3 separate regions of the Mus musculus genome follow, and regions 1 and 2 are each linked to region 3. A link is a loop called in an ENCODE intact Hi-C map of the cell type or tissue named here. Cell type or tissue: gastrocnemius. All regions are shown on one strand. Each heading gives the region's core, and the rest is flanking DNA. Links, peaks and the distances in the headings are about the cores only.

Evidence for each region. Peaks named below come from ENCODE experiments on the same cell type or tissue, not always from the same donor. Only the 100,000 strongest peaks of a DNase experiment are listed, where the experiment ranks them.
Region 1: a loop joins it to region 3, with 2.7 times the contacts of the local background. A loop is called at or near these places in 10 of 42 quality-filtered maps.
Region 2: a loop joins it to region 3, with 2.3 times the contacts of the local background. A loop is called at or near these places in 15 of 42 quality-filtered maps.

What each region holds. Positions count from the first base shown.
Region 1 is chr10:108,330,527-108,337,805 of GRCm38, forward strand. Gm40755 reads right to left here and starts at 2,477. Exons shown (of 2, transcript XM_017314170.2): 1 at 1-2,477. The coding sequence starts at 2,207. The coding sequence ends at 1,251. Pawr (PRKC, apoptosis, WT1, regulator) reads left to right here and starts at 1,663. Exons shown (of 7, transcript NM_054056.2): 1 at 1,663-1,722; 2 at 2,162-2,785. The coding sequence starts at 2,291. In gastrocnemius, for the core only: a CTCF peak has its summit at 2,850; DNase peaks (open chromatin) are centred at 1,502, 1,818, 2,334, 2,615 and 1 more place; H3K4me3 peaks cover 2,512 bases; H3K27ac peaks cover 1,457 bases.
Region 2 is chr10:107,797,426-107,802,425 of GRCm38, forward strand. It overlaps Otogl (otogelin-like), which reads right to left. Exons shown (of 58, transcript NM_001177567.2): 35 at 1,297-1,376; 36 at 897-935. Among named protein-coding and RNA genes, the nearest start is that of Ptprq, 80 kb to the left of the region's middle. In gastrocnemius, for the core only: a CTCF peak has its summit at 2,748 (motif pointing right); a DNase peak (open chromatin) is centred at 2,747.
Region 3 is chr10:108,443,161-108,450,439 of GRCm38, forward strand. The region is part of intron 1 of Gm36283 (predicted gene, 36283); the gene reads left to right. It overlaps Gm36440 (a long non-coding RNA gene), which reads right to left and starts at 1,646. Exons shown (of 2, transcript XR_380772.2): 1 at 1,539-1,646; 2 at 1,158-1,429. In gastrocnemius, for the core only: CTCF peaks have their summits at 3,131 (motif pointing left) and 3,331; DNase peaks (open chromatin) are centred at 3,111 and 3,670; H3K4me3 peaks cover 1,912 bases; H3K27ac peaks cover 2,963 bases.

The DNA.
Region 1 (7,279 bases), core at 861-5,860, 110 kb before region 3:
TTGCTTTCAAGTTAATACATATTCCTTACCTTGTCTTTTTCTCCTTTCTTCCACTTCCCAGACAGAAACCTATGATTGTTTGAAATCTTATTATCAGAAGTAGTCCTTGAATCAAGCACACCACAATCAGAGTCGACTCTTAAAACAGCTTTTAAAAACGAGGTACTGTATTTCATAGTAAAGAAAGCGACTGAATTCAGAGAATTTAAACATACATTAAAGATCCCTGTGGTAATTTACATATGCGTATCCAGGCTGAGCCTGTCCTCTTTCCAGCGCTGTGTTTAATCCTTCCAAGTGAGCATTCTCAGGTAACTAACTCAGGAATGTGAACCTATATAGCCAGGCTCCAGCTTGCCTCAGAAAACAAGCCCGAGAAACCAACACAGCACACCTAAGTTGGTACCAGCTAGGCTCGCAGTCAGCCTGGTTTTTTTGTTTTGTTTTTTTTTTTTAATCCTTCTTGGGTGGGGTGCGGGGAGAGGCCTTTTACCAAGCAACTTTCTAAGCCTTCTCCAAGTTAATCGTATGTCCAGCCCAACAGGCAGACCAAAGACCAGAATTGCTTCTGAGAAATGCAAGACTGTGAGTCACTATAGCCTGTGCCCATTGCTGTGGCGTGTTACCTGCTGCCTCCTTACCTACATTGTGTCACCTGAGCAAAACGACGATGAATCGTTCGGTCAGCCTATGTGCCTCCGGACTCTTACTGTTTGGGAAACACGGTTTCATAGCTCCTGAAAATGATGCACTCTGACATTGCACAGATGTGAGAGATAAGTCCCCTTAGCTCTGATCGCAGGTGAGGATGGACTGACTCATGCCTGGGCATAGAAAAGATGGAAAGTCAGAGACTCTCCAGCTTTAGGTCGATGGTGGGGAGATTTGCTGCTAAATCTGCCTATAAGCGGTGTAGAGACAGCGTGAAGACCGCATGGGTTGCCAACAAGATCTTGAAAGAATAAAAAACTCTTGATAATTCATCGATCATTTTAGCATCTCCTTTTAGCTAACTTTTTTTTTTTTTTTAAATCACGACACTCGCTGCTTTTGAAGGGGCTTGCTGGGTTTCTCAGTCTCCTACCTGCCACCCCCCTGGCGTCTAGAAAGAGGGAGGGAAGGGCGGCGAGGGAAAGGGACCATGTGGGTATTTCCCCACCCTGGCGAGCCAGGTCCTGAATCATCCCCTAGCTGGTAGCACTTTTCCTCCGGCAAGTCACAACTTTCCCTAGAATAATACGGTCTTGTACTTAAAAGGAAGAGTGGTGGGAGACCCGAGGGGCGGGGAAGAGGAGTGAGGAGAGAGAGGGGCGTGGATCGGCCGATCCCGCCCTAGAATCTGCGGAGCTGGAAGGCAGCCCGCAGTGAAGTTGCGAGCCTGGGTAGGAGGTGTCCGCTCTGAGTGCGATTCCCGGGAGGGAGGAGTCAGGGCGGCGGGAGGGGCGGGGCGCCGCGCACCTGAGCGCGGAGGGCGGGGCTTCGGCGGTACTTCTCCGCCCCCTTTCGGGCCGCAGGGACTCGGCCCTTTCCGCCCCGCTTCGGCCCCGCTCGGTTCCCGCCCCCCTCCGCCCCTCGCTCGCTCCCTCCCTCCAGCCAGGGACTGCCCCCAGCTCAGGCCGGCGAGTTTGCCGGGGCTGGTCGTGCGCGTCCCGGACGCTCCGGCTCACCTGGACAACCCTCATCCCCGCCACGCTCCTTGTCCCACCTAAAAACTTCTCGGAGGTAAGGGGCTCTTCCGGGCCACCCGCACGGGACTCGCGCACGGGTCTCCTCTCCGCTGGACACGTCCCCCCCGGTTCCAGCCGGCTGGTGGCTCTCCGCGTCCCGTCTCGGAATGGAGGCGTCTGCGGCGCGGAGCTCAGGCCCGCGCGAGCGGAATGGGAGTCCCGGGGAGCTGTGCACACAGGTGGCAGCGGCGCGGGTGTCCCGGTGCGGGGTCGGGGACCTGGGTGCGACGGGGAGGGCGGCGAGGGTGGGGCCCATCTCTTCCTCTCTCTTCCTTCCCCGGGGTCGGATTTCTCGGGGTGCACCGCAGAGGTACGTCCTGCGAACTTGGCGGCTGGGACGCGCGGCCACGCCGAGGGCGCGGCGATCGCTGTCTCGCGGCCACCCCGGGACCTGACGCCGCGCCCCCTCCCCCGCCCCGTGTGCTTCCTTGCAGAGCGTCGGTCCGGCAGCGCGCTCACCCCGCGCAGTCCCCAGCGCATTCTCGCTTCCCGGGCAGGCGGCGGCGCCGGCGGGAGACAGGAGTCGCGGCGTGAGGGGCGCCCCCGCCGGCCCCTCTGGGAACATGGCGACCGGCGGCTACCGGAGCGGCGGCAGCACCACCACGGACTTCCTGGAGGAGTGGAAGGCGAAGCGCGAGAAGATGCGCGCCAAGCAGAACCCCGCGGGCCCGGGGTCGAGCGGCGGGGATCCAGCCGCCAAGTCCCCCGCGGGATCGCTGACCCCGACCGCGGTCGCGGGAACCTCGGAGCTCAACCACGGCCCCGCGGGCGCGGCCGCACCTGCCGCCCCCGCGCCCGGCGCCCTGAACTGCGCTCACGGCTCGTCCACGCTGCCCCGCGCGGCTCCCGGCTCCCGGCGGGCGGAGGACGAGTGCCCTAGCGCCGCTGCGGCCTCGGGAGCGCCTGGGTCCCGGGGCGATGAGGAGGAGCCGGATAGCGCCCGGGAGAAGGGCCGCAGCTCGGGACCCAGCGCCAGGAAAGGCAAGGGGCAGATCGAGAAGAGGAAGCTGCGGGAGAAGCGCCGCTCCACCGGCGTGGTCAACATCCCCGCGGCGGAGGTGAGCCGGGCGGGGCGGGCCGGTGCGGGGCTCGGGGCCGCCTCCCGAGTCTTCCACCAGGGAGCTCCCTCGGTCCGGGGCCCGGAGTTCCCTTCCACTCTCTGCAGCGGGGATGGAGTTTTACTTGGAGTAAATGATTGCTGGGAAGTTACCCCGACCCAGAAAAGTTGGACACGTGCTCTTTTTTCCGCCCCTGGAACCGGATTATTGCTTTAGAATGATAGACAGTTGGTATTCCCCAGGATTTGGCAGCCTAGACTTCTGTCTGTCTGTCTGTCTGTCTGTCTGTCTCTGAGTCTGTGTGTGTGTGTGTGTGTGTGTGTGTGTGTGTGTGTGTGAGAGAGAGAGAGAGAGAGAGAGAGAGAGAGAGAGAGAGAGAGAGAGAGAGATCAAGTGTTAGGGAAATCGATTCGTGGAGGTGATGACGTCTTCTGATTTCCCACGTGTCCATCTCGGGCTATCAGGTTGTTTTATCTCCACTTCCCTAGCAGTGTTTACAAGCAAAGGCACCTTTAAAGAAAGCGTAGCCTTAGCAATAGCTAAGCGTTATCTCGCAGTAAACCCGTGTTAAAGTCGCCCCAGCGGTATTTTGGACAGCAGAGATGCTGTAGCAACTAAGTTCTGGAGTCTCAGCAACTAATTGTGGTCTTGAACAATCGGGAAAATATTTGTTGGAGGTGTGTGTTCTTTATGTTTGGTGTGTGTGTGTGTGTGTGTGTGTGTGTGTGTGTGTGTGTGTGTGTGTGTTATATCACCAAACATTTCTTCTAGCATCAGGAACGTTCTATTAGAGATCTTGAAACTTTGAAAGATTTTTAAGCAAGTGTATAATCACACCTTCATCTACCTGAAAGGAAGCAATTCCAAAACTCTGGGAAGTGGTTTGACCTCTGTTTTTCACTCGAGGAAGCCACATCTTTTACTCTATGGCTTTTTAGTTTTAACTCTCCACCCACAACTTTTTAATTCTTGGCCTTGTTAGCCATTAAAGGGCTGTTAAAATATTTACTAACTTTGGGCTGAGAATGTAGCTCAGTGATAAAGCATTTGCTTAGCACCATTAAGGCCCAGTGTTTGGTCCCCAGCACTGCTTAAACAAAACAAAACAAAACAAAACAAAACAAAACAAAACATAAAATGACATTAGAAGCCAGGCATCAAGGCTCACACCTGTGATTCCAGTCCTATGAGGCACAGACAGGAAGGCAGGGAGTTCGAGACCAGTCAGGGCTATGTGTTGGGGAGTCTGTCTCCAGCCCCTAACCCCCACCAATTTACTAACTTTAATTGTGGGCTAGGTAGTTTGTAGTAATGAGTATATTAGGATCATAATTTAAAGTATTACTATGACTTTCATACCTAGAGAATCAGTGTGTCTCTGTAGGATATATTTTTGGATTTTTATGTGAATGTCTCAAGAGATTTTTATCAGCCAGAACAACTGTCCTGGTGGCTTGCCATTTATTCAAGATATCTGCTACTCATTAAAGTTGCTTTCAAAGTAATTCATAAGAATGGTAATCAAATTTCCAGGTTTCTTCTCTCTCTTCTCTCTTTTTTTATTTCAAATGTAAAAATATGAAGGTTAAGGGGAATTGAAGACACAGCTTTGGGAAGGCTGCATTCCTTAGCTTTATTTTTAAAAGCATCTTCTGGTCCAAATAAAAGAACTTGTCATTTCCACTCTTCTTTCAGGGTTCATCTGACAGGAGTCTTATTTTGGGAGATATGTTGGCAGATGTAAAACTTCATTTTTTTGGCCTGGCTGCTTGTGCTAAAATTATATATTTTTTTAATTTACTTTGAACAACAACAAAAACAAAAACAGGAGAAATAAGTAGGGTGTATCTTGTGAGAGGGCAAGAAACATCTTTTGTTAATAGGTCCTCCTCCTCTGAGTGAGTGAGGGAGCCCAGTGCTGGGAATGTAGATGGCTCCCCTCTGTAATTGAGCCTAATACTCTGGAATGTTTTTCGTTTGGGTGTTGGCAACTCCTAAATTTAATCTTCCTTAAAAACAAACAATCCAGGGTACCATTTTTTTCTTTTTTTGGTCTGTGGAATTTGAACCTTTTTTATTGAATAGGGAATTGAGAATTGCTTTCTTTTACTGGTAACCATGGCTCCATTTCAAGCTGGAGGACCCAACAAAACGAAGCCATATTTCACCACAGTATCTAATTAGCAGGCATGCTTCTCCACTGTCTCCTTCCCCGAGCTTTAGAATTTTAGACTTTTTTATTTTATTTTATTTTATTTTTTTATTTCTTAGATGGCTTTACCAGTTGCAGAATATATATTTTAGAATGTTGAGGCTGAACCATTTCCCTGCTTTTCAGGTTGTTGTTGACTTAGAATTACATGCCATTTCTTCTAGTAGAACAGTGAAATCCACTTGCTGCCGGGTTTATGTGGGCTACATAGTCTAACACTCCTGTTCTAGTAAGCTGTATTTTAGAAACTTCTTAGGTACCGCCCACCTGTCAGTAGTGAAACAAAGATATATTTTGTCTACTGTCCAGTGACGCTTGCATTCATTCACACTGTATGCCCAACCAAGTTTATTTCCCCGTTACCCTGCAGTGTGCCTAGAGGACCTTTTTCAGGGTTTGAAAGAAATACTGTTCCTTCAAGAAGTTAGTATTGTTGTCGGTGGTTGTGCATATTTTCCGATCCCACCACAGACGCAGAGACAGGCAGATCTCTCTGTGGTTGGGGCCAGCCTGGAATAAAAAGTGAAACCAGCCTGCTTCCCTTCCCCCCAGGTGTGCTGATTAAACATCCGTGTGGTGAGTGTGTTCTGGTTTTCCCTAGCTCACTTTATTATTCTATTGTCTTAGTTATATTGCTGCAAGGAAACCGGTTAAAACCACCCGATGAGGGCTAGAACACTAGAACACAGGGCTGATACTGTGGGAGTGGAGCGTAAACATCCACATTTCCAGATATCCTTTAATGAGGCCAGCTCTATAGTTTTCATTAATTAGGGTTTTTGAAACTCATTTTCTACCTTTCCAGTGTGGTAGTAACTAGCTGTAAGTGGGATAACCAGTACATGGTATGCTACCTGCTACCTGTTAGTGTTTGTGTTTTTCAAACCAGACAGGTGATCATTACATGCCTGCATTCATGGCCTCTTGTAAAGAAACTGGGCAAAACAGGAATAAAGTGGTATAGATTTGGAGAGAGCAAGGCTGGACTCTAGGAAGAAGGGTAAGACTTAGCCCTGGGTACTAGTGTAAGAGCATGGGACCACAGCCCGCTGTTGGTATTTATTGGCTCTTCGTCTAGAGGGAAGAGAGGATGAAGCTGGGACTAACTTGAGGGTGAGGTTCTTGGGTCAAGCCGCACTGACTTCCGTGCGTACATATTCACTGCATCCGCATATTCTTGCAGATGCTTTCGCAGTATTTTTAAGTGTCAAAGAGTTGTGGTTCTTAACTTTGGCAGCCTGTTGCTATCATGTGCGGAACTTAAAAATAAATGCTCCCCCTTGCTGATTCTTGGCCCTTCCTGCCCTCCACTCCCACTCCCATGTGATTTAATGGGTTTGGGAATGAAGCCCAGGCCTTAATATTTTTTTAATTCCCCATGTAGTTCCACCGTGAGTCAGGGTTAAGAGCCACCAGGTTGCAGTCTGGGGGCATAGAACTGGCTCGAGCACAGGCATTGTCCAGTGATGCTCCCAAGTATAGGAAGGAAACGAGGCAAGAAGGGTGAGTTGTGGCTTCGTGGACTTCCAAAGAGGCAGCACACTGAGGGCTTCTCAGTCTTTGCCTGTCTGTTCTGTTTACAGAGGTACGGCCTGAAGACAGTTACCACAGAAAACAGCACTATTTCCTAGCTAAGGATAGCACTGAAGGCTTTATGTTATAAGCCAACATCTACTTGAACCTTCTACCTGCATAGCGCAGGGCTGAAGTGCTTAAAGGTCAGGGCAGCACTGTAATGTAGCTATTCCTTATCCCCACTGCCAGGGTAGAAAGGAGAGGCTTAGACTTTAAGTGAGTCAAGATTATATAGATATAAACATGACAGTTATGATGTACGGATTAGAAAGGAATGCACGCAGGTGGCTGGAGAGATGGCTCAGCGGTTAAGAGCACTGACTGCCCTTCCAAGGGTCCTGAGTTCAATTCCCAGCAACCACATGGCGGCTCACAACTGTCTGTAATGGGATCCGACGCCCTCTTCTGGTGTGTCTGAAGACAACTGCAGTGTGCTCATATACATAAAATAAATCTTTAAAAAAAAAAAAACGAGGAGGAGGATCTCCCGTCTCTTGCTTTCTCTCTAGCCCTCCTGCTCCCTCTCTCCCCCTCCCTTCTGCGTCTGTGAGGGGAAGAAAAAGGTATTAACCTTGCATTATTTAGCATATTTCCTTATCTTTTCCCCTGTCATGCTTTATTAAAGTTGTCACTGATAGTTAGGCATTTGAGAGAGAGAGCCTGTGAAGTTCGGAGCTGAAGAGAAATGAAGCCAAACCTGTAGGCTC
Region 2 (5,000 bases), core at 1-5,000, 650 kb before region 3:
TATATAGGTCCTATATCATTCTAATATAGTGCACTATAATATGATCATCCCTGAGTGCTCTTGAGTGGTCAGTTGCAGACCCACCACACACACCGTAATCTGTGCATGCTCAAGTCCCTAACATCAGATAATGTGATTTTGCATATAACCTATGTTTCCTTCCTTATCTTAAATCATCTCATCTCTTAAATGATGTATGCCTTGTATAATGTAAAAACTATGTAAACAATAATTTATCATGTATTTAGGGGATGTCACAAGGAACATTTTATATGTCATTAGCCTATATGAATATTTTCCAACGATTTTTGATCCATAGTTAGCCAAAAGCTACATTCATGGAAGGTTATGTTTTAAAATACTTGACAACTGTTGCTTATATTAAGATCAAAGCTATACCCTATCTAACATTCACACCACACCCAGGGGCCAGGAAAGAAAAAAAAAAAAAAACACAAGATTCAAACTGAGGTTTGCCGAATCTAAGTATCTGAAACTAAACTTTTGTAAATCACAACCCCAGGAGCACTATATTAAGCTTGACAAGACTTGACGAGTGGATTTATAAAATAATTTCCTAGAGAAAGTTTTATAGTTAGGATCCAGAGAAAACTTGGAGAGAGAGAGAGAGAGAGAGAGAGAGAGAGAGAGAGAGAGAGAGAGAGAGAGAGAGAGATCCTGAAAGCCAACTTCATAACTCCGTTACCATGGATTTTGAAGAAACCTTAGTAGCATACACTAACTGAAATGGATAAAGAAGTGGAATAACTACAGAAAATACACACAGCCCTTAAAAAAAAGGCCACTTCTGGGATTTTTATCAATTTGATAATCCATGTACTAGCAGCTGGGATAAATTGTTGCAACTGCCCAAATCCCTGGATATTGCAGCTTACCTGGTGGCAATGCTGGTTCTGTTGGAAACAGTGGTATGCCTACAAATAAATAGAGATGCCTGCATTGATCTATATTTCCATAAAAGAAGACCCACCTAATTTACATACAGCTCTTTGTCTTCTAGGAAAATATTTTAAGAAAGAAAACATAAAAGAGGGATATGAGAAGCAAGACATAAATGTTTTAGAAAATAATTGGGAAGTTATTTTGTCTGGTTGGTTGGTTGGTTGATTTTTTTGTTGTTGGGTTTTTTTGTTTGTTTGTTTTAGCTCCATGGACTGGAGATTGAAATGAGTTCTTATTCTCTGTCTCAGGCTTCTAATTGTAACCATTTGCCTGAGGGAAAAATTATCTATGCTTTTTATTTTTAACAGTAAATTAAGCAAGGTCCATACTTACAGTCTTCTGGGTGAACACATTTAAGAGTCGTCTCATCCAGGATCATATTCTTGGGGCAATATGGCAAGCATCCTTCAACCCTTTTAGTGGAAAACATAAATGAAGTAAGTGTAAATAGAAAGATCTACATTAAATATTTGTAGCTGAGGTTTGGTATGCCTAAACTTTCTCCATGTTCGTCATCAGGCACATAGGAGAACTCCGTTTGCCACTACTGCATGATAGCTATGAAATTTATAAAACTGCAAACCAGGGGCTCATACAGATCACTATGGGGAAGGTTATGGAGGTAGAATTTGAACACAGAATGTCCAAAGCACATGCTTATGTCTGGGACACACTAAACTCGTGTTCTTAGAAATGGGTAGAAACATAGAGGAACAATCTGTGGAAGTTTCAGGTTTTTTGCTTGTTTGTTTGATTGGTTGGGTTATTTTGCTATAGTGTATTATTTACTTTTACTTCTTTATTATAAATGTGTGTGTGTGTGTGTGTGTGTGTGTGTGTGTGTGTGTGTGTGTGTGTGAATCCAGAAGAGAGTGTCAAATTCCCTGGAGATGGTGTTACAGGCAGTTGTGAGATGTCTGTTGCGAATAATGGGGACATAACTCGAGTCTTCTGTGAGAAGCAAGTGCTCTTAAGGATAGAGCCATCTACTCAGCCCACACTTTCACTTTCTGTGTACTTGACATCCTAGTGGATCGCTATGATATTTGATTGTTATTGCCCTGAAGAGGTCTGTAGAACAAAACAAGATCAGCAGTAGCTTCCCCTGCCTGTTATTCAGTCCTAAGCTTCCTGAAAAGAGACTTGAGATCTCAACGGAAAAGCAGGAGAGGTGCATAGACGAGGTTCTTTTCATATAAGCAGGGGGCAATAATGGCGGAGGCAGAAGTTCTCGGGAGCTTTAGAGTTTGTACCAAAACTCGTTGCAGTGATACAGGCGGATGTGTTTATAGTTCCAGGTTCAAGACCTAGCAAGGGTAGTTTGAATAAAGAACCCCATTCCTCATATGAGGTACAGAAAGAAGTAAGTCTCAGAAGTTTCAAGATGCCATTGGCTTGAGAACTGTGTACACAATCCAGAAGACAGGGTGTAGGCTACTATTCTTCCCCAGGAAGAGAGCCAAAGTATGACTAAGATCCTATTTCCCTGCCATCCTGTGGAAGCTAGTGTCCAATGTATCCTTATTGGGGAAAAAATGTAATCTTCCCTGTGCAGCCAAGTCTAGTTATTAGATTCTAACATGCCACAGAGAATTTATGAGGATCCTTGTATGCAGAGGCTGGTTATCTGTCTCTCACGTACACTAGCAGGCTGTAATAGTATTATTAAGATTTTTCAAAACACTTCCTATTGCTTCATCTGTTAGTTATCTGGACAGAGACACTCAGTGTTTCTACTCCGGATAAATACTAACTTGACTTACAGGTCAGCAGCAGCAGAGGGCAGTGTTGGCGAAGCAAACGCCTTCCCCTACTGAACAGGCTTAATGAGGGATGGTTAGCGAAGCCTTAGATACCACGTTTACAAATGATTCCTTTAAAATATGAATAGTTGGTTTCTACGTGATCAGCTGCTTGTTTTGTACAATGGACTTGAGTAATAAACCTTTAACCACTTATATAATCCTATTTTAAATTTTATCAGGCAGCAGAGAGAAGTTAAAGTTATAAGAGAGTTGACAAACTACAGACAGTGGATTACAGTTGAATGCAGTAATCCATGTGTGTGTGAGTGTGTCTGTGTGTGTGTGTGTGTGTGTGTGTGTGTGTGTGTGTGTGTGTGTGTGTGTTACTCAATTATTTTTTTCAGTTTCTTTGTAAAGGACAAAATTCATGCCTATTCTCTTGAGCCATTTTCCAAAAGCTATTATTTTCTCCCTTATCTGTAACTTTATAGTCACACATGACAAGATCCTGTTGGCTTTGCTATGCAGCTAATATTATGCCCAACTTCCAAAGGATAGAATCCCTCAGTGTGAAAAAGCTATTATAAAATACAGATAATAGGAATTTACATATGTGCCCCACAATACACCGCTTGACACATTTTCTCACAAACAGCACTCATTTTCATGGAGCACCTTGTTTTCTAACAGTTGCTTGGTATCAGCAACAAGAGTGATTGATGGTTCATTTGGGCACTTGAAAGAAGGGGTGCAGGGTCACATTGAAGCCCAGCTTAGTGCATGAGTCCCCTTGGACCATGGGCACAATCAAGAGTCAGCCTAGATACTTCAGCATACAGGATAAGAGAGAAAGAAAGGATGAGCAGAAATAAGAAAGATCTTGGCATATATAAATTTCTTCCAACATCTTTAAGGGACCCCACCACCACCACCACCACCAATCCTTCCTACAACAATAAGAACTTAAAGACAATATACTAGGGGCACTGGGGAGTCAGTGTTAGTCACCTCAGATACTGTTAATAAGTGTAATATAAGCTTATTAGTAATAGCATCAATAATAAGTAATAAGAGCTTACTTCCTCCCCAGCTCCCCTGGGATCATTGTTACCATGTGATCATGCAGCAACCTCACCTCCTTATAGCTACCAGAAGGGTCATGATGAGACATATTTGTGACTGTGAATAAGCCCAAATGTAGTAAACAATTACACGCACACACAGACGGGCATGCACACATGCACACATGCACAGGTAAAGAAAGCAAGTAGAATTTTCTCTTCTTCCCTTACACTCCCAGCACTAGGTACACAGGGCACAGGGAGTCAAACTCTTTTCCCTCAGGTTGTGAGGCTTAGCTAGAGCTGAGTGACCTCTGAGTTTCAGTGGCCCTGCTCTAGATAAGGGAGTAATGCTATTAGCCATTCCACAGCCCTAGGAAATACCACCTTAATGTGCTGTTGACAGACTGTATCCTTTAAAAAAGACTGCGCGCTCCTAAGATAGCCCATTTCTCAATTTTTCACACACCAAGGGCATTTCACGATACCAGAGAGTAATGATCATTCTGAGAAGCGCCTAGGTCTTTATTATAAAATGACTTCAAAATAATCCCTCCCACTATGAGTCCATTTCCAGTTCCTCCTTCACAGCAAAATCTTTGCTTATAAAAGCTTCTTACACTTCCTGCTTCCGTCCTGCCTCTTCCTCGCATCCAGGGTACCAAACGCTACGAAGGATTCTCAGTCTTCAGCTTAATATCCTAGGAAGTAAACATCTTTTCCTTATCTCATCAAAGGTCAATACAGCGTTCCATGGAGTTAAGTGATTTGAACTTTCTGATCATTGTCCAGCGTTCATCTCTGTGAACTGAAGCTCCCAGAGAAAGCCACCCATGTGTTAAAACTTCCACAAGGCTGGGAAATGGTGGGTTAGAACTGCCAGAAGGAGGGGGCCTGGAAGGTTGCAGATCTGGAGCTGAGATCTCTTAGGCTGTCTTTGGTTTCCGTTAACACCCAACATTGTTCCCCGCTGCTCATCTGACCTAACAATCTTACAAATCAAATAACATCTTTGGGGAGGTTGCTAGTATAACAGAACAAACTAGCTTCCACTGACCCAAAATCCCAGATGCATCCAAAGCCCATAGCAAATATTTCCCACTTTGCTGTCATCTGCCAACCTCAAATTCCTATTAGTATATTTGAAAAAGACCTTTATTTATGTCTTTCTTTCATTCTTTAGTATAAAAACATCTTGGAAACCCTTTCCACATTGGAACATGGCATTTGG
Region 3 (7,279 bases), core at 858-5,857:
CCTTGAACTCTGAGATCTCCTTGCCTTAGTCTCCTGGGATTAAAGGCATGCACTACCTTGTCTGGGTCTAAACTTTTCATGGTCACAGTGCCTCAAGATCTCCATGCCAAGATCCAGGTCAGAAACTTGTGTCTTCCAGCCTCAAGGTCTGGTTCATAGGTGTGCCCTCCATTTCTGGATTGTAGTTCACTCCAGATGTAGTCAAGGTGTCAACCAGGAATAGCCAGCGCACTGCGACTTTTTCACTAGGCATGTTCTTGGGTTAACCCATGCCACCATACATAAGAAGCACATTTTTCTTTATCAGTTGGTAGGTAGTACTTTGGGGTTACTTCAACGTTGGGGCTGAGAAACATTTCTTTGAATAGCCATGCACTAGTTACTAGATAATAGTCATGCTCTGGTTCTCGTAGGCATTCATTTATGGGTGGGATTGCTATATGGTGACTCTATAGCTTTCTGAGGAATTTCCTGACATTTTACCTCAGTAGATCAGGAAGGGTTCTCAGTTGTTTTCCAACTTCACCAATACCTTCCTTTTTTCCTTCCTTCCTTCCTTCCTTCCTTCCTTCCTTCCTTCCTTCCTTCCTCCCTTCCTTCTTCCCTTCCTCCCTTCCTACCTCCTTCTCCTCTGTGCATGTGAAATCACCATTACTCAAGTTTTTGTTGGTGGTGTGTTTCCTTGTACTGGGAAGAACACAGCCTGGCTTTCTTTTGCTATGCTAGATTCTAATCATTATTAAACTCGGATGCCAGAGGCATGCTCAGCAAATACCTGCAGAGTGAGCTTGGAGACCCAAGAAGATGTTCCTTGTTATTTCCCTTCTCTAAGCCCCGGAACGACAGGGGCTGGCAGCTGCCAACCCACACATCCACGAGAGTACCACGGGATTGTAATAACTACACTGTCCCATCCCGGGGTATTTAGTAGTCTCACCTGGGAAGCTCCCTGCACGGAGACCAGCAGGATTTCTCATATAACCAGCATGGAATGAGAAGGAAGAGTCTCAAGTCAGCTGGCAGTCTAAGTGGTGTTGGGGTGGGAAGGGGGAGGGGGCTTTCTGTTCTAAATGCGTCTTCTAAGAGCCCGTGAACACTGCCTAATGAGAAAGCCATTCGTTCTGCCTGAAAGTAGCGGAGAAACAACAACAACAACAAAAAGCAAAACAAAAGTTCCTTTACTGGAAACAGATGGGCCACATCAATTATACATTCAGGAGAACACAGAAGAGGCCAAGTTGTCATGTACCCGAAACAACTCTATTTAGCCAAGTTCCTACCGGGAGTTCACGGACCGTTGAGAATCTCTTGCCCGGTTCTGTTTTTATTTTTCCCAGTGTGCCAGGTCTTGGGTTTGTAAGGTGATGGGAGAGAGGAGAGGTGGTTGTTTCTTGATTTCCTGGGGCGCACCATCCTGTAGATAAAACATCTGTAAAAGAAAAAGACTCATGGATGATGTCTTGCTGACAGTGCCTCAGAGGTCAGGAGCAGGTGAACGAGGGTGGAGTCTCCACCTCCGCCCTTTGTCAACATTTTACCTCAGGTTTTGCTGCGTCAGGAGTAATCTTTCAGAGCCTCCTAATGGCACACACTTCCATCTTTGTTTTTCTGTTCTCTCTCCCTCTCCCTCCTCTTCTCTCTCCTCCCTCTCCTTTCCCCCCTCCCTCCCTCCCTCTCCCTCTCTCTCTCCTCCCTTTTCTCCTCCTGCCCCCCCTTCCCCCAAGTGCAGTGCAGCCCTGGAAGACCTCTCCACAATTGTAGGATTTCAGCTAGGAATCCATTGTTTATCCCATCTTCTCCCTCATGAGGAAGGTTTGCTGAGTTACAGTCCCCGTCTGACTTCAGTAAGCACTGCCTCTGTTGGTCATTTTCCCTTTAGAAACATAGTATATATGTTCATGACCCTGGGAGGGTCCTGGATCTCCTGTCCTTGGAAAAGAGATGCCTTTGGGGCAGTTTTGGGACAGCACCCCTGACCTTGTGTGAAGGAGGTTAAATGTTATTATATAGCAGGGAAAACAGAAAAGATAGAAAAAAAAAATAACATACTTATCATTGTCCAAATATGGCCTTCTTGAACTCTCGGGGCTATTTCAACACTGTGGGGAAATTCCAGAAATCTCTGCCTACAAATATTTCCCTCACCTTATCTGCCTTTGCTGAGAAACCAAAGATAAGCTTGGTATCAGTAAATACGAGTGTCTGAAGAAGAACAGCTCCAGCTCCGGGGGCCCAGAGTGCTGTGCCCAGCCCTGTATCCTTGTCAAGCCCCTTTCAGCTTTACCTAGTCTTCAGCCACATGTTAGCCTCCAGTGGTTTTTCACGTTCTGGTGAACCCCCATCCATAAAATTACTTTTGTTGTTTCATAATCTAATTTTGCTACTGTTATGAATCCTAATGTAAATATTTTTGGAGATAGAGCTTTGTCAAGGGGGTCGCGACCCACAGGCTGAGACAGCTACCCTAGTGCTTAAGGCTGGGTGGTGAGATGCTGGCTTGCTTTCTACGCGGAGGTGCAAGATCCCTGAGCCCTAAGCTGAACTACTTGGAAAAGAAATTCTGCCCGTGGAACGCACGGCTTTTATCTTTGCTTTTCTTGGTCCACTGAGTCACTGAGATAGACTCAGCAGACCCCAGTTTATACTCATAGTGCCAAGACAAACATCCGTGGCTCTCCGTCCCTCTGTTTGTGTACATGACTAATCTTACAGATTTCGCCCAGCTGAGCTCCTCTGCTTTTGACCAAAGCGTACACTGAGAACTTGACTATAGAAATAAAAACAGAATCATGTACAGCCAAGCTGCCCTAGAACACTTAACGTGCCTTTTCTTGGCAAAGTTCTTTTAACTCTTCCGGATAGCGTTTTGAGAGGCATTCCAAAACTCGGGCAGAGTTCGAGTTTCAGCTCTGATTGTGGTATGTTATAAAATTAGGCAAGATTGTAGGTTACCAGGAATTTGGACCTGCGTGATTCGCGGGTTTACTGGGATGTGAGTCTGGGTGTATCCAGCCTGGGTTGTTTATTTACGCAGAGAATTGAAGGAAGAGTTCAGAAACATCCTGTTACAGGATGTGCGGATGGGCCAGCCTGAGTTTGAAGAGAGAGGAAATCTGGAGAGACTCGTATCAGCACTGCCCTCTAGTGGCTGTGTGCAGTTTTAATGAATTAAAAAAAAAACCCTTCCAGTTCTCCCATTTACCTTAGCAAGCTTCCAGATCGTGTATGGGGAAAGACAAAGGGACAGGAAGGTTGACAGAGTAGCAGGGAACAAGGAAAGTTAGTAAGGATTGTTCAGCACAGGGAATCTGAAGAGATTCAGTGAGCCTACTCCACGCACAGGACACACAGGCAGGCAGGCAGGCAGGCATACATGCCTGCGTTCATGTGTGCGCACGCGCGCTCCGCCCCCCCCCCCCCCAAGTTATTCTAGCTAAAAATCTTTATTCAGGATGGACTTAAGGGCTTTCAGCTTCCTTCCAGCTCTTTCCATGCTTAGGTGAGTCACTGCGGCCTGAGCATAGGAGCCCGGGTTGCTGGTTAGACCAGGATCGTTTATTGAACTTTCTAACCCTCCTCTGCGTTGCCTTTAGGGCTTTCTCCTGTCCTTGCACTCAGCTCCCCACGGAAGAGCTAGTGGTCCAGTCCCTCAGGTGCCTGAGGAGCGGCCAGGGTTAGAGTTGCCTCAGCCCTTAGGGAATGTCAGGAATGCTGAGACTGTCTGGCGCTGCTGCTTCTCAGACCCCCGGGGGAAAGGAAGTTTTGGATCAGAGCTGTGGAAGGAGCAATCTTTACCTCTGACCACAGTTACCTAAAGATGTGGCACTGACCCTTCTACCCAAGTGTCGGTTGCCGGAAATCCCCTTGTCTGTTCGTCTGGAAGCAGAGGTCTCTGGGAAAGGCTGCATAGCAAACTATAGATGTGTGAAATTATTTGACATTTCATTCCTTATCCTGAGATTTCAGAGTCTGAATGAAAATGGGCATCTTCTTATGTCATGCATTGGGGCTCAAATGTTGCATGCTCTATCTGGTTTGCTAAGCCAAAGAACTTTTGCTAACTGTTTTTTTTTTTTTAATAGAAAGGGAAGAAAAAAAAAAAAAAGCCAGGGACTGGCTCCCAAGTGTCACCACACAACAGTTGTTCTGACTCTCCGTCCCCAGTCTGAATTTGGCTACATTTGTGTCTGCGTTTAACTCACACAAGTATAAGGACAGCCGTCAGAGGAGCCAGAAACTACATCGAGAGCGCAACTGCTTTCGCAACAGCCTTTGTGACAACTAGAGTCGCTCAAGAGAATGATTTCTTTTCTGAGATGGACTCTGGGGCTCCACCCTTCTCAACTCAGCCGTTGTTCTACAATATATCTGGCCTTCGATGGAGACTTACCGTAACCTTCAAACACCACAACCTTATCACAGCTGCCACCCTGTCCCTTCTGTTGCTTCCCTGGAAACCTCTGTGGAGGGGCACTTCTCCTTGTGTTCAGGAAGTGCAAACATTAACATAAGAGCAGTTTAGTGAGGATATTTGCTTGCATCTGGGTACAAACATGAAAGGGTTCCCCCCCCCCCCGTAATTGTTACTAAGTGTACTCTGTCAAAATTCTCTGCCTGCCACTTGCCATAAGCCTCCTTAGTGGCACCTCAGCTCAGTGCCCTGGATCCCGAAAGTCTTAAGGCTGGCAGTATTCATTTTCAATGTCTAAAGTCAGTTGCTTTCAAAGTCTCTGCCTCCTCCTTCAAAGAGGTAGAGGTGATAATCCTTAGTATTAGCACCCCCCCCCACTTACTCCCCAGCCCAACCCCGACAACACTTGCTATAGGATCTGAAGGCTCTTCCTTGCCCTAGAGAGGCTGCTGTGTTCTCTGTAGGGCGTAGCTGCTTATTTGACCAGTGTTGACTACGTGGCTCTGTTTCTTTGGAGTTTTACATAGAAAATCTCATGTCTCTGGCTTTTCCCCCTCTCCAGACAGGGTTTCCCTGTGTAACCCTGGCTGTCCTGGAACTCGGCTCTGTAGACCAGGCTGGCCTCGAATTCCAGAGATCTGCCTGCCTTGGTTTCCCGAGTGCTGGGATTAAAGGCGTGTGCCCCCTGAGCCGGTTCATGTGCTGGCTCTTAGGAGGACTATACCACATATCCTTGGGGATGCTGAGTCCCCGAGGTGCGGTGATCTGCTTCGCGCCACGATACGTGCTTAATTGAGAAGCTTGTTGACTTAAACCCAGCTACCTTCTAGCCTTCTTTGTAGTTGATAAGAGCTATAAGAAACCCTTTGGTTTTTGCTACTCCAGAGAGTATCCAGTCTGGACAGCTGGCACATCCTCTGCACGTTAGCTTGTCTCTCCGGCTCCTCCTTCTGGCTCTCGAGGACCATGTGCTGGCTCAGTTCAGAGATGGTGACTCTTTCCTCTCCAAGTCACTCTTCACTCCACAGCTTGGTGTTGACAGTGGCGAGTCACATCTCTATCACGGCCTCGTCCTGTGGAGGCCTAGCCCAGTTCTCTCCAAGCAAGAAGGGACTTTGGCAGGGACTCCGGCTACTCTGTAAATTGCATCATTTGTTTTCTCGAAAGTTTTTCATCAAACAACTGCGTCTACAGAAAGGTTGACTTCCTGCAATCCCCGTTCCTCAGATCTGCGGAGTTCTTTAAACATGGACTGTAATGCAGAGTTTTATGTTGTTCTTAGTGATACTCAGTATACAGTATATTAAAGTGGAGGTAACCCAACAGTAGTAAGTGTCTATTCAGGGGAAACTAGACCCCCTCCAGATCAAAGGGACGCCAACTCTCTGGCTGTGGTAGAGACCAGATAGTTCAGTTGGGTCAGGTCACCACTGCTCTTCTAAAAAAGGCAGGACCACCCCAGGAAGGTAGACTCACCTCAAGTCATTCTTAAAACAAAAACAAAAACAAAAACAAAAACAAAAAAAACAGAAGGAGGTAGAATAATTATCCCTTTAAAGGCTACTATTCTTTTCTTTTCCTTCCCAGAATTCCTGCTCCCTAGTTCGGTCCCGGCCAACTTTGGGCCTGTCCATCTTTCTCTAAGATGCAACTTTTCTGCTTTCTCTCCCCAGTTTTTATTTGGGATGTTGGTCAGAGCCTAAATCTGTTTCTTCTGGTCCATTGGGGTATAAGAGGAATGTCTCGTCTTCCTATGGCCTTTAAAGTCCCTATTGTTCAGTGGCTCTCTTCATTCTCTCTTTTCCTATCTGGGTCTTCGTCTTCCACTGTTGGAATAGAGCCTACCTTTCTACAGTACTTCCCTCCTTTCTGGGGAGGCAGAGGAGGAGAGGGAACATCCCTTCCTAGCATCTCCTTCAAAGGAGATTGTGCGAACATTCTAATAGCGCTGGCTTTTGTGTCCTATTGATCTAGTTAGACTGGTATGTCCATCTGAAGATCAGACATCAGTGAGGGAACTGGGGCCTCATGGATGCTACGGCATCTTATGGAAGTTACTAAGGAGACTGTGATCATGGACACAACAGCCCACTTCCTCTCTGGGAGCATGGTTTGTCACATTCTGCGATATTCTCTTGTACTTGATAAAAGTCTGCTATTTGTATGCTTTACCTCAGATCTCCTAGCCTTGTGTGAGATCCAGTGAAGGAACTAATAACAGACCACTCACAAATTCATTTAAATACATGTAATTTAGTGCTAAATTTAGATCCTTGAATTCGTCTATGGCAATTGATTCAATAGGAGTAAAGGTCATTATGTCAGAGTTGATTGGAACACATTTCTGTTCACTACTGTGGCCATGGCCTTTGCTGTCCCTTTAGCTCTCCAAATCACAAGCCTCCAGCTATAGAGGCTGACCACTCTTCCCTGATGCAGTTATATCTGGCCTCTCATTAAGCCAAAGGGCTTCTCTATCCCCCTGTTGTCTCGGGGACATTACTGTCTTGCTTTCTCGTGGGTGTTTTGATCTGCACTGCAGTGGACACTTGAAGGCCACACTCTCGTACCTTTCTGCCGGCAAAGCATCGTCATTTGAACAGCCCCGGTCAGGCATTTCTGGTTAGAATTGTGTGTTAGAACCAACATAAAGGAATCGCTAAGTGAAGAGGGAGGCCATGTTGAAATAACTAGGACATGAAACTCAGGTAATGAGGGACAGTATTGAATGGCTAAGCAGGTACAGAATATCTGTATCTAACAATTATGAAAAGAACATGTTGACATTATTTATGATGGAGTTTTGAAAAATAATTCAGATATATAGGCTTAAAGGGATATAGACTAGACAATATAGAATCTAGACAC